Regions from separate parts of the Homo sapiens genome. Here region 2 is linked to region 1. The links are chromatin contacts, found by Hi-C or POLR2A ChIA-PET in ENCODE. All regions are on one chromosome and are shown on one strand. The core of a region is the stretch at or near the end of the contact, and the rest is flanking DNA. Distances in the headings are between cores, read along the strand shown.

Region 1 (2,513 bases), core at 8-2,507:
ATGGTGTGATCTCGGTGCACTGCAGCCTCGAACTCCTAGGCTCAATTGATCCTCCCACCTCAACCTCCTGAATGGCTGGGACTATAGGCTACAGGCATGCACCATCATGCCCAGCTAATTTTTGGTAGAGATGGGTTTTCACCATGTTGCTCAGGCTGAAAATCTTAAATTAAGCTTATAGTTCTGTGTTTCAGACATTTTGAGAAAAAATATTCCATACTAGAATGATGAATGTATCTTTTTAGTCCTCAGCTTTTTCTTTGTTACTGCCTATACATCACAGGCTCTTTATTAGAACTATATTTCTAGCCAATGATAAAAAACAAAAAACTACTAGTTGGTGGTACTTTTATCAAATTCCATTTGCTGCAGATATTTAGATTTTTGTTAGCCAAGACTTTCAGAACTACTGCTATGTGATTATAAGAATTTATTCATGACACCTTCAAATCAACACAATCTATTTTCTTCAGATTCTAATTAGTTATCAATATTTCAAAATTAATATTTAGCAGTTGTCAATCTTTAAATGCAAGAGATGTTTACCATGATTTTATTCTCATAATGTCCACATTATTGAAAAATAAACCAAAAGATAAGAGAAAAATGCTAGCAAATGGCTAGCTACCTTAAAAAAAGGAGGTGCATTTGATTGAGACTTTTGATTTTGATGGTTCTTATCTTATAGAATCCATTTCAGAACTAAATAGACCTAGGTATATAAGGATGAGGCAACAAAGATATTTCTTCCATTCTGTGACTTGGAATAGCCATACTCCACTCACATACAATGTGTTTTGGTTTGAAAATATGTTTTCAAAAATATGAATTACTAGACAGAACATGATAAAAGCTCTGTGTCTTCATATAGCTAGGCCAGTTTGAGAAATTATGTAAGTTTAGTAGCAGCAAAATGTTCACCAAGTATTCATTGGTTTAATATTTTTAGTAGCTTATTAAAAAAAGCTATTTCTATTTGTTTATTTGTGATGTTTGGGAAATAAACATGCTGATAATTCTTTCGTAAGATACTTTTTAAGATTGAGACCCCATGAGGTACCGAAAAAAGCATTCACTTCTCTCACACTTGAGGTCACAAATTTTTGCAAGTCAAAAATGTTGGCCATGCCAAAAACATCATGCTGCACACTACCAAATAAAAGAACACTGTTATTCTTACAAGGAAAGGTTTGACAAGACAGGAAATAGGCAGGGTCAGAGAGGTTTACTTAATACGGAGACTCATTTAACCATCATGAAGCCAAAATACAATGACAGTTAAAAAAAATAAACAAATAGCTGTTACACAAAACAAAACCCCAGGATACATGGTCTCTACTGGAACTGATTATTAGAGTTTTAGCAAATACAGGAAGTGGATAACCCCAGAGAACCCTCACAACATTTCTAGACGTCTTCTCCATTTACTTTTGTCACATGCGCTTTACTGAGATAATGAAGATTAAAACAGTTTTGATTTGTGGGTAGAAATTTGAACAAAGAAGGATTGATCTTAAAATGCTGCAAGTAACCTCATTAAAGGGCAATCATTTTAAAAGTCACATTCTCCTAAAAATGGGGAAGGAGGAGGAAGAAAAAAATGAAAGATAGGAAAAATCTAGCTGTTCATTACAATTTTCCATTTTTGTTTAAACACAGCAGGAGGGCAAAGCTGCTGGCTTCTCTGGTCCTTACAAATGCCAGGAGAGATTATACAAACCCTGCAACCACCCAAATCTTATTTAAAGTTAAAATCATTGTTCTCATCTAATGACTTTTGCCTGCTTTCACTCAAATATTGCAGCATTTTGTTTTCTGCCAGCTTGGACCCATTGAGAATTGTAGACTTATAATTGCAGATAAACTATGAAAAAACAAAAACAAAACAAAAAAACTACCTTTTACAAAAAAGCAAACATCAAGTGACATCTAGTGGTTGCTAGATACTATTTCCTAAGGCCTCTAGATAGCAGTATTTTCAACAACATATTGTCTTAATGTTGGTTATAATTTTTGTTTCCCACATACAGCCTCGGTCTTTTTTTAAGACAGAAACGCATCTGATAAAGATAGTAAAGTTGCCATTTTCTTTTCTCAAAGAAAAATTCTTTTTCTATTAGAATATAAATAAGGAAATAGCTATAACTCATGCTATCTGCATGCAAAAAAAGTTCGCAGTCTATCCCATATTAAACTTATTTGGGCAATTATCAACTGTCTAGATGCATCTTAAGAGAAGATGACATTTCAAATCCCAAATTCCTCTGTTTATCTATCATCTTTTGTTTTGTTTTGCTTTTTGAGACGGAGTTTTGCTCTTGTTGCCCAGGCTGGAGTGCAATAGCGCAATCTCAGCTTATTGCAACCTCCGCCTCCCTGGTTCAAGTGATTCTCCTGCCTCAGCTTCCCAAGTAGCTGGAATTACAGGCGCCCGCCACCATGCCTGGCTAATTTTTTTGTATTTTTAGCAGAGATGTGGTTTCACCATGTTAGCCAGGCTGGTCTTGAACTCT
Region 2 (2,513 bases), core at 9-2,508, 130 kb before region 1:
TTTTATAGGTACAGATTATCTTTCAAAAAGCTAATTGATGTAAAGAAACCGGTATTCATGACTAAACTTCATAAGGGTTTCTGGTGAACTTCTAAATCTGTTGGGAACTTGAGGTTTGAGAACCTTGCTCATGGTTTTGCTGATTTAATGTTTAAATATATAAATGTGTAAATTTATGTGAATGCTGGAGGCCATGAGATCTCCAAATTATAGACTTGAGTTTTCTATATTCAGGTTAAAGTAATTCTATAGTGTGATTCCTATTTTCAGGTGAACAGCAAGAGAGAAAGCTACCTTCAGTTTCCCTCTTAGCTATCACTTTAACATGATCTATAGGGCACGTCTGTGTCTTTTGGAGTATCTTAGTGGAATTGAGCTTTATTTGAGGAGACATTTCATTACTGTTCTTCCTCACCTATGCAATCGCAGAAACATTTTGTTATCTCATACTTATAGCAACACAATCTACTTCATGTTCCAGGTCATCTTTCATGTTTCTTACACTATGTCAGAACTGCAAAGTCTGGATATTGTTATCTCAAATTTGTTTTCTGTTTTGTTTTTCGCTTTTTATTACAGATCCCATATGTGGTAAAGGGTACTCAAGAATTAAAGGAACACAATGTGAAGGTATTTCTGATTACTTATAAACCATACATTTTTGTGTGCATAATGAATGTTTGTGTTAACTCGGACTGGATAAAGCTGTCATATAACTTCACAGGGAGAAATATGCAGCAGAGAAAAAAAATAATGAGAACTACAAAACGGAACAGCTGTTAATTTCACAAGCATATATATACTGTTGCTAGTGTCAGAACGCTATGTCCAAAGGACAGGGTGGGTGGCTGAAAATGTTTTAGGTTGATCGCAGTTTAGAGAGACTGCACTTTCAAAATGCTATCAGGAAGAGAAAAACAGGAAGTTTTTGATGAGTCTGTAAAATTTGCCTTTCTTTGGTTTGTCCTGGCATTTTTTATTTGTTTGTTTCACAGTCATGGGTGATTTAGAAGGACACATTCTGTTTTCTCTTTGTTGAAAGTCTGCATGGAGTTTCTTCAGTTTGCTGTGATTCTTTCTCCTGGAGTTTCAGATAGACATAGGTCATGGTGACTAACACAACCTGACATGACACAGCAGCTGAAAAATTTTAAAAACAGCAATTAGTCCCATATGTGGGATGAAATGAAGTTTTTTCCCTGTTAAAACAAAGAGGCACACTACAACCCCCACCCAAGGTCTTGCTTTCCAAATGATGACTGAATCCTTTGGCCTTTCTCTGGTCCAGACCCGCTGTTAATAACTTATCTGACCTCAGCAGCATATTTTGTTGTACAAGTGGCCAAAACAAAACAAAAAACCCAAAAAGGTAGATTCCACCCTCTCCCCATTGATCTCTCTTACAAGGAAAGATTCAGAATATTTTTTCAACATTCCTGTTGTGGAAAGTTATTTCTTCTAAATAGAGACACAGTGTGTATGAGTTTCTTAGCTAATGTTCCCCCCTCTTTTTTTTTTGGCATTGGCAAGTAAGTGCCTTTCTTTTGATTAACTTGGTGGTGAATACTTTTCCAAATTAAGTGCAGAGAACATATTGCTCTCCATTAGGCAAACTGGGAAGGACTGGTACATTTGAGAGAGATTGGATGAATGATGAATGAATGAACATGAGTATCTTTTAATTCCCCTCAACCCAAGCTGAGACCAAAGCATGGACAGAACAGCCTGAGACCATGGCTGAGTTAGAATTGATTGTACATTTTCTGGTGATTTATCAGAACTTCTTAAAAGAGACCCTTCACTGGCCCACATATTCCTTGGTGGGATATTTTTCTATGCTGAACTTCAAGCTGTTTCTTCTTTGCTAGTTTGAAAAACCAGGTTTTTGCTTCTCTACTCATTTCCAGACATCTGGTCTCATAAAGCAAATTATATTGCTGGGAACCTTACCTGAAATGTCCGCAGCTACCAGAGCTGTCTCCAAGAACTCACACCAGCTGCCTGTCTCTACAACTCAAAAGTTATTCCCTGAAACCAATGGAGAAACTCTTACATATTTAGTAATAGGTGGGCTCGTTCTGGTTGCTATTCAGGCACCCTAGAAATTCTACACAAACTACTTGTAGGCAAACTAGTTTTATGAACTTACCAGGTTCAAAATGGGGAATAATTATGACTCTATGAGTAGAATAAGGTAGAATGATATTATAAAGATATATTAACTTTATACTTTTTTTTTCTTTTTAGATATAGATGAATGTGAAGTGTTCCCAGGAGTGTGTAAAAATGGCCTGTGTGTTAACACTAGGGGGTCATTCAAGTGTCAGTGTCCCAGTGGAATGACTTTGGATGCCACAGGAAGGATCTGTCTTGGTAAATACTGAGCTCATTATTTTTCTAATAATAATTTATTAACGATTATTAAAAATGAAGTTAACAAGATATAGCTGAGCACTTAGCTTCAGGTACAGACACACACTCCAAAATTCAGCATGTCCGATAGGGTCCATGGC

Evidence for each region. Hi-C counts contacts between places; a loop is a spot of excess contacts on that map. ChIA-PET counts read pairs that join two places held with the same protein, here RNA polymerase II (POLR2A). Pooled maps may share reads with other maps.
Region 2: a loop to region 1 is called in a map of chondrocyte, with 3 times the contacts of the local background. The contact joins two enhancer-like sites. A Hi-C loop is called at or near these places in 6 of 168 maps with a recorded cell type or tissue (HepG2, IMR-90, MCF 10A and 3 more), 8 of 37 single-sample maps with no recorded cell type and 11 of 50 pooled maps. POLR2A ChIA-PET finds 5 or more read pairs at or near these places in 1 of 52 experiments (activated T-cell).

Annotation. Positions count from the first base shown.
Region 1 is chr15:48,357,740-48,360,252 of GRCh38, reverse strand. No RefSeq gene overlaps it. Among named protein-coding and RNA genes, the nearest start is that of DUT-AS1, 27 kb to the right of the region's middle. Within about 2 kb of position 1,257, at least 3 of the 41 ENCODE cell types and tissues checked have a DNase peak (open chromatin) inside an H3K27ac peak, as active enhancers do; they include endothelial cell of umbilical vein, where a contact is called at or near this core.
Region 2 is chr15:48,492,321-48,494,833 of GRCh38, reverse strand. It overlaps FBN1 (fibrillin 1), which reads left to right. Exons shown (of 66, transcript NM_000138.5): 23 at 580-630; 24 at 2,248-2,373. Among named protein-coding and RNA genes, the nearest start is that of FBN1, 150 kb to the left of the region's middle. Within about 2 kb of position 1,258, at least 3 of the 41 ENCODE cell types and tissues checked have a DNase peak (open chromatin) inside an H3K27ac peak, as active enhancers do; they include endothelial cell of umbilical vein, where a contact is called at or near this core.